2 separate regions of the Homo sapiens genome follow, and region 1 is linked to region 2. Evidence: chromatin contacts called from ENCODE Hi-C or POLR2A ChIA-PET data. All regions are on one chromosome and are shown on one strand. Each heading gives the region's core, a stretch centred on a gene start or an enhancer-like site at or near the end of the contact. The rest is flanking DNA. Distances are from core to core; before and after follow the strand shown.

Region 1 (4,427 bases), core at 353-2,852, 66 kb after region 2:
GGAGTGGGGCGGGTACTATACAAAATGTCTCACAGGGATATTTTGAGGATTAAAAGAGATAATGAATGTAAGGTACCTAACACATAAGAAATGCTGAACAAATTGTTAATTTACCTAAATAAAAAGTTACTATTATCCTAAGTTCTTAGACTACGTGTGCAGCTTAAGCACTGAAGGACACTGTATACAGTCTGACAAGCATAGACAAAAAAGAATGTATGAAACTCCCTGGTGCGTATATGAAGAAAACAAAATCTACAAGAACTAAAACAACTGGAAAAATAGAAGATCAAGGCTACTTTGCAAAAGACCACTCAGTCAGACATCTCTCTGGCATAGTGCCAAGCTCAGAACAAGCAACACACAGCCTGCAGTTATGAAACATTCATGGCACAGAGAGCCATCGGGTAACCCAGGTGCCATCCTATGCCTCAAGGCCAGGCTTCATTGGCGTCAGAAGTCAGGAAAGAATCAAGAGTTTAATCCATTCAATTATTCAATGAACAGCTGGGCTCAGTGGCTCACGCCTGTAATCCCAGCTCTTTGGGAGGCCAAGGAGGGTAGATTGCTTGAGCCCAGGAGTTCAAGACCAGCCTGGGCAACATGGCAAAACCCTGTCTCTACAAAAATTACAAAAAAGCCTGGCATGTTGGCAGGTTCTTGTAGTCCCAGCTACTCAGAGGGCTGAGGTCAAAGGATTGCATGAGCCCAGGAGGTTGAGGCTGCAGTGAGCTGTGATCGCACCACTGTATTCCAGCCTGGATGACAGAGTGAGATGCTGTCTCAAAAAAAAAAAAAAAAAAATGAAAACAAAAAACACCCAAACTTCAATAAGCATATGGAGCACCTAGTATATTCCAGGTACTATGCTTAGCTGCTGCCCATACAGAAAAGAAAAAGACACACAGTCGCTGCCCTCAAGCAGCTCACAGTCTAGTAGGGAAGAAAAGAACACAGATATTCACAAGGCAGTGGTATAACTACACAAATGGTATGTGCAGAGTATAGCAAAGGCACAAAGGACTGGAGAATATATCAAAGAAATGATGCTCTTGTTTCTAAAATCTTACATTTTAGCTTAAAAAGCAAGACTTGAGACTCTGGAGATGGGAATTCTCATCTCTTCTTGCTTCTCTTTGGTTTTACACAAATATTTTAACCTGTTTGAGCATTGGTGTCCCCATTGAACTATATGTTTCTTAAGGTTTGGGCAGCGACTTAAGCTCTCTGTGCCTGAGTTTCCTTCTCTGTATAATGAGGATAGTAGTAAAACCTACCTCACAGGATTAAGTGGCTTCATGTTTGTAAAAGTATTCAGAATAACGCATGAATAATAACAATCTGCCTGCTAAGTAAGATAAATGTAACTATCCTATTGTTTCTGTCACCAGGCTCCCATCATAAAACCTGTGATTTGTTTACCCACATAGGTGATTCTTCCAGTATCCTGCTTTCTTTATTGTTCTCTGCCACACCTGGGAAATGCATGTGCATGGGTCATACTCTAAACCTTGTCATTTTCACCTGTTCTTTTTAGAGACAGTCTGTCACCCAGGCTGGAGTGCAGTAGCACAATCATAGCTCACTTCCGCCTAGAAGTCACCCTCTAGCCTCAGCCTTCTGAGTAGCTGGGACTACAGGCGTGTGCCACCATACACAGCTAACATTTTGACTTTTAACAGAAGGTAATTTATTTTTATGTTTACTTAGGGAGTGCCCACCAATTCCTAGTTTGTACAAAGCTATTTGTGAAATATAGACTTGTAAATATGTCTTCAGTTTTTCTGATAAAGGAACTAAATGAGTCATAAAGTAGTGGGTTGGAATAACATGGCTAATGAGAAACTAAGTGAATCGATTTCATTCCTAAAACAAACATATTTTATTTAGATGTTCCTTAGTTAAAGTAGCAGTCCTTGGATGTTAAACACGTAGTCTCTATTTAACATTAAATAAATGGGTGGAGGTAGGGAAAGCCTTTGCATTGAGCAGCTTAAGAAAGTATCTGTGAGGCTGGGCACAGTGGCTCATGCCTGCAGTCTCAGTTCGGGAGGCTGAGGTGGGAGGATCCCTTAAGCCCAGGAGTTGGAGACCAGCCTGGGCAACATAACGATACTCCATCTCTACAAAAAAATTTTTTAAATGAGCCAGGCATGGTGGTATGCACCTGTAGTCCCAGCTACTCAGGAGGCTGAGGCAGGAGGATTGCTTGAGCCCAGGAGGTCAAGGCTGCAGTGAGCCATGATTGCACCACTGCACCCCAGCCTCAGCAACAGAATGAGACCCTGTCTCTAAATGAATAAATAAATAAATAAATAAATAAGTAAATAAATAAGACTGTATATGTTTCAAGAAGGTTATGATTCTATTATGGCAGGAGAGAAAATCTGTTAAAATGTAAATAAGGCTTTGTCTTCATTTCTAGATTCTCCCATCTTTGTGTCTACCCAGTGAATAAAATATTCCTCTGCACTCTCTTTCTGGCTTCAACAGCCCTTCCATTTACCATCGTGGAATTCTTCTCCAGGGTTTCACCATGGAGTCATCTAGCCATGTTGACAGGGACAGCCCCTCTAACTTCAGCTTGAGTTTTGCTGGAGTCTGGGAGTCTGGGATTGGGCTGCTCCCTGAATCTGTCAGGAGCCCTAGTCTCTTGCCATAGCCACCGTCAGATTCCAGCCTTCCAAAATCCTGATCTACTGACCCAGGCACTGCAACTATACTAGGTCTCCAAGTTTCCATTTATATTTGAATTGCCCACTGGACTAAAAGCTCTTCTCTGAATCTCCATCTACTTATCTGAGTCCTGACACCCTACTTAGTTCTTTTGTTCTTTTTTTGTAAGAAACGGGGTCTCACTCTGCCTCCCAGGCTGGAGTGCAGTAGCATGAGCACCGCTTACTATATCTTTGAACTCCCAGGCTTAAGCAATTCTCCCGCCTTAGCCTCTGGAGTAGCTGAGACTACAGGCACACACCATCATGCCTGGTTAATTTAAAAACAAATTTTCTTTTCTTTTTTTTTTTTTTAGAGATAGGGTTTCCTTATGTTGCCAAGGCTGATCTCGAACTCCTGGCCTCAAGAAATCCTCTCTTCTTAGCCTCCCAAAGTGCTGAGATTATAGGCCTATTGAGCCCAGCTCCTACTTAGTTCTTGCTGGAATCCACCTCTTCCTATTTGTGTGACTTGCAGCAACTAACCTAATCTTTCTGAATCTCCGTTTTCTACTTCTTAGGCTGTTGCAAGGACAAAATGAAGTGCCAAAGACAGACAGACATTGGTATAGATACAGATAAGGATATAGATAGAGGTATGCAGATATTCAAGAAACATTAGTTTTTCATCCCTATATTTACAAATCTCAGCTTCTGGTGCTATGTCCATTACTTCAGGCCTCCTTCACTTGCCATGAAAGCCTGAGTCTGCCATTCCTTCACAGACATTCTATGTGTCCACTGTTCCCATGCCATCCTTTCTCCTTTTCATTCCTAGCCTGCACCGCTGAGGTCCCTGCAGGCACTATGGTTTAGCCAGCACAGCTCACAGCAGACTCATCTGCTTGGATCATCTTTCTTTCTCCCCTTCTTCATCCCTATCTCCATACTTCCCAAGCATCCTTGATACTCAAAGTTTGGTGCAGCAGCAGTATCACCTGGGTGCGTGTTAGAAATGCAGTATGTGATGCCCCACTCCAGACCTGGAATTCTGCATTTTGACAGGGTTAACATTCCTCCTCCAGGAATCTTTCTCTGATGTCCCTGTGGTAAGTTAAGGGCTCCTATGCTATGCGCCATCCCACAGGAATCAGCCTGCCATAGAACCAAGGAAACTCATTCCTGGCCTCGGGACCCACATGTGCAAAAGTCTACAGGCTAAAAATATCCTAGAGCATGTGGTGTATGGATTAATTTATCCCTTCCATTGCAACGATTTTTTTTTTTTTTTTGAGACGGAGTCTCACTCTGTCACTCAGGCTGGAGTGCAGTGGCGTGATCTCAGCTCACTGCAATCTCTGCCTCCCAGGTTCAAATGATTCTCCTGCCTCAGCCTCCCGAGTAGCTGCAATTACAGGCATGCACCAGTTGTGTCTGGCTAATTTTTGTATTTTTAGTAGAGATGGAGTTTCACCATGTTGGCCAGGCTAATCTCGAACTCTTGACCTCAGGCGATCCGCCTGCCTCAGCCTCCCAAAGTGCTGGGGTTACCGGTGTGAGGCACCACACCCAGCCTCCACTGCAATGATTTATGTACATATCTGTCTCCCTTAGTCATCCATGAGTTCCTTAAGAGCAGGAACTGAGTCCTGTTGATCTATTTCTAATAACTGGCATAGTGTCAGGCATAGAAGTACACAGATAGGACAGCAACAAGAAGATAGGTTTGGAGAGGGATTTCTTCTGGGCTTAGTTCATTGTCCATCAAACTGG
Region 2 (4,355 bases), core at 1,758-4,257:
CAAGTGGATGCTTGCTCCTCCTGAAGCTATCTGACATTCTTAAACACCCACAAAATGCATGAGTCAACTCTGAAAGATTTCTGAGATTAGGATTCCAAAGTATTCTCTGACAGAAGCAGCAGGAAGTTTAGCATTAAGGAAACAATTTACCGTTTTTAACATATAGGTACGCGGAAGTCACCTCAAGGAAGGTTGTACAAGGCTTCACCAACAAAACTCAACTGCTTCTCTTTGTGCCATCTCCTCTGGGTGTCTGTGTGACACAGATAAATTTTACCCTAAAAGTGTCCTAATAAATCCCAAGCCAGCAGGGATTTGTAAGCTATTCCTAAAGAAGACAACAAAGACAGGTTTATAACTTATTTAATATAATTTTTAAAACTTTGAAACTGTAAAGACTATAATCCTACTCATTTTTGTTCCTTTGGATATTAGACTAATATGCTCGTGGCATATTAGTCACTGGTCTCTGAGGGAAAAAGAGACCTCATATGGAATACACCCGTCTTCAATACCTTTCCTTTGTCATTTAGTCTGCAATATTTAGCTCATGATAGCGGCAATTATTGTTGGTCTTCAACCAAAGGAAGTTGTAGCCAACATTACTCAAATCTGTGATCTGCACAATCGATTATCACCTAAGTCAAAAGCAGATTAATAGTAAAATGAAAAATTATTTAACCTAGATTTGAGCTCGAAAGTACAAATATGCATCTCTTAATCACTAATTGTGAGATTAAAAATGAAAGAATTTGTAATGTGATTTATTTCCTGACATCTGCATTTTATCAAGGGACAATACCTTTTTAAAAACACTGAAATACTGGAATGGCTTCATACTGAGGCAATGGCAAATATGACACCAGGAACTACTACTGCCAGGCTGGGAATCAGGAGTCCCAGCTCTTTGTTCTGCTTTCAGCTCACTGCCCACAGGACTCTCAACACAGCAATGTATTTCACTTATCGTGGCCTCAAGTTTCCTCATCTGCAAGAGAGAGGTAGACCGTTCGACCTCTGCTATCTCTGTGGTGGCACTTCAACTCCCTGCATTTGGAGGCTTGTGTGAAGGGTAGAGGACTAGCCTCCCCACACCAGCTTTCCTTAAACCACAGAGGTTCCATCTCTGTGGTGAGGAGGGGACTTTACAGACTAAGGAGAGTCTCCCGGCATTCACGGGCAGCGAAATCAACTGATCATTATGCCCGTTCTAAACGTGAGAGGTGGAGTCGGGATGGGAACTCAGGCCTGAATCATCATTTAGTGTTCTTTCTACCATACTTTCCCTAGAACGCTTCCTGAGAATAAGGGCCAATGCTTCATGAGGCCTCTTCACTCTTTTCTCTCTAGCCAGACTGGATATTTATATTCACTTAGTCTAATTTTGTACCCAGGGTCCAGAAATGTGTTGGCAGTGGGTATGCTTCTATAATAGCCAAGATAAAAAGATGCATGGACAACAGCCATGACTTTGGGTAGGGGAGGGGCTGGCATTACTGAAAAAGAAGGTGATCCAATCTCTAAGCACAAAGGATATCCAGACAATTCTTCCTCCTTAGGCTTTCTCATTCCGCCAGCAGATCAATTATTATTTCACCCTTCATATTTATTCAAAGAATAAAACAGTACAGTAACCTTCTTTTAAAATTAAATAAGTAGTGAAAGTAAAAGATACTGGAGCTTCATAAGCCAAAAAATTTTGGACGTCCTATGTCAAGTGTATTTTCTTGGCCCGGGATAGGAACACATGCATTCATAAACACACCATGAACATCTGGTGTAATACCACACGCGGCTTTATATAAGCAGCGGAGGAGAAAAGCAGATTGGGATGAATGCAACAGAAGTTGGGCAAGGGAGCAAATAGGAAAACGGCAAGTAATCTGAAAGATTTGCCAAAATCACAGAAGAGTTTTAAACCCAGAATGTTTAACCGTCTCCTCAAGCTCATGTTCTGGAAATCTGCCTTGGTATCCACCATAGCAGGCACTTTCAGCCCTACAGAGTAGGATTACATTGGAAATCTCAGGGGCCCTCTGGATTTTCTTACTCTGTAAAAACCATAGAACAGCCTCCCTGTAACCTGAGCACAGCCCAAGTACTAGACGCATTCAGAGGATAAGGAGGAATGTCACTTTTAAAGCAACACAAATAGTAATTCCTTGCCATTGCACAAGGCCCAGAGTGTGAATCTATCCGGCTGTGCCATGCACCTTGTTGGCTGCCTCTCTGAACAGGATCTTGGCTGCAGCTCAGCAGAAGCAAGGCTGCTATTCTCCAGTGCCATCTGCTCACACAGGATGGATTGCTACTGCTGCCCATGAGAGTCTTCCCTCTCTCTCTCTGTAGTAACTCTGGCAATGCCCTGTTGGAGAACTACAGCAAGGGCTCCAAAAATGTGTGCTGCTCAGCAACCTCCGGAAGGGAAACGGGAACAGGGAGAGCTGATGCGGACACTCTTCTGACAGGACCTCCTCAGCAATCAGCAAGGACAAGCAGTCCACTGAGCGGGCCAACACACAATCATCCTTCAACAGCCAGCAAGAACAACGATACCAGTGGCAACAGTAATGAAACACTTAGGAAGTACTGGACCAGGGGTTGTCAAATGAAGGTCATGACCACTATTTTGGTTGTTTAAAATAAAAAGTGGCACACAAAAAGAGAAAATATTATACATTCTTAAAATGTGTTTCACTTAATTGCAGGATTAAGCTAATTCCTACCATGGAGCACATTAAAAATAGATATCCATAAAAATTTTAAAAAGAAAAAATAAATAAGCAAATATTGGGTCAAGTCTTTCTATACTCCCTTGTACGTATTATCTCAATTAATTCTTACAACAACCGTATGAAGTAGTACCATTATTATTCTTGGTTTGTGGTTGAAGAAATAGAAAGTGTTTGAGTAACTTGCCTGGCTGGCTTCCCAGTCAATGTGGTTCCAAAGCCTGAACTCTTAACACATGCCCTACAGCAAGTAGCTCCCTAGACCCTGTGTCCAAAGCCTTTGCTCACTTCCTCAAGCAATTTCTCTCACACCGTAATTCTTTGTTCAACCATCTGTCCCTTTCCCCTTTCCCCTTGTGAACTGAGAACACCTCAAGGGCAGGTCTTGTTGAGCTCAGTGACTTAAACAAAGGCTCAGGGAGCAAAGGATCCCAACAGTATTTTTTAAATTAAGTGAGTAAATGAGGTATGTTAAAAGAAAAAAGAAGGCAAATTGTAGCCAAGAAAAAAATAATAATAAGTCCTGACACTCGAGGATCTGTCTTTGCCAAAGGGAAATTCGGTCTCTGAATTTAAGAAAGAAAATTAAGAAAACTCAGTCTCTGAATTAAGAAAACGAGTTCCTTGTATTCTTAGAGAGACTTGGGGGAAAATAAACTTCATCTAAAAATTTAATCAGGTTAAAAAAAAAACAACTAGAGTGTCAAAACATCTGCCTATGCTTTGCTCTGGGCCCTTCATTCAGGAAAAACTAATGAGTTTTTGGATCAATAAAGGTAAGGCTAGGGTTTATTTGGGGGGTTGAGGGTGAAGAGGGAAACTATTCTGGATTAGAAAGCCAAATCCTTCTGGTATTGGAGGATTGAAAGCTGAGGAACAGAAAAAGAGCAGACTCTCCAGAAGGGAAAAGAGCAAGAAATCAGTGAGCTGAACCTAAGCCAGGGGAGGGGCAGGCAGTGGCTGAAGGGGTGTGTGGGGAATGGCTGATAGGTTTTTAGGACACCGGTGTCTAACATGCCATGTCAACTTCCTTGTGCCAGACTCTAATCCCCATCACCCCAAACCTTAATACAACCACCTCAGCTAAGTAGTCTATTTTTTTTTTTTTGAGACAGGGTCTCCCTTTGTCACCCAGACTGGAGTACAGTGGCACAATTATGCCTCACTGCATCCTCAGCTTCCCGGGTTTAGGGGATCCTGCCACCTCAGTCTCCTAAGCAGCTGTGGCTACAGGCGTGCGCTACCACGCCTGGCTAATTATTTTTGTATTTTGTAGAGATGAGGTTCCACCATGCCGCCCAGGCTCGAACTCCTGAGCACAAGCGATCTGCCCACCTTGGCCTCCCACAGTGCTGGGATTACAGGTATGAGTAGTGCTTTGGGAGAAGGAAAGAAGGAGGGTCGGGTCCAACATGGGATGAAGTCATACAGAAAGGGCAGCCTTTCCAAGGAAAGACTGAAACGCAGAAGTGAAAAATTACAGGGAAGTATGCAATCTGAGGAAGAGGTGACCAGAGAAAATACCCAGTATTAGAGATGTGGTGTGGAGTGCCGGGAAGCCACTGAGTAAAGGATGAGGGCCCAAGTCTTTCTAATTCGGTATATAAAGCTGGAGGACAGGGA

The links. A loop is a pair of places that touch in the nucleus more often than their neighbours do. ChIA-PET counts read pairs that join two places held with the same protein, here RNA polymerase II (POLR2A). Pooled maps may share reads with other maps.
Region 1: a loop to region 2 is called in a map of Calu3, with 5 times the contacts of the local background. The contact joins two enhancer-like sites. A Hi-C loop is called at or near these places in 1 of 168 maps with a recorded cell type or tissue (Calu3) and 1 of 50 pooled maps. POLR2A ChIA-PET finds 5 or more read pairs at or near these places in 4 of 52 experiments (HCT116, HEK293, HEK293T and 1 more).

Annotation. Positions count from the first base shown.
Region 1 is chr1:65,105,631-65,110,057 of GRCh38, reverse strand. No RefSeq gene overlaps it. Among named protein-coding and RNA genes, the nearest start is that of AK4, 40 kb to the left of the region's middle. RefSeq lists a silencer at 4,155-4,355. Within about 2 kb of position 1,602, at least 3 of the 41 ENCODE cell types and tissues checked have a DNase peak (open chromatin) inside an H3K27ac peak, as active enhancers do.
Region 2 is chr1:65,173,348-65,177,702 of GRCh38, reverse strand. The region is part of intron 1 of AK4 (adenylate kinase 4); the gene reads right to left. Among named protein-coding and RNA genes, the nearest start is that of AK4, 27 kb to the right of the region's middle. Within about 2 kb of position 3,007, at least 11 of the 41 ENCODE cell types and tissues checked have a DNase peak (open chromatin) inside an H3K27ac peak, as active enhancers do.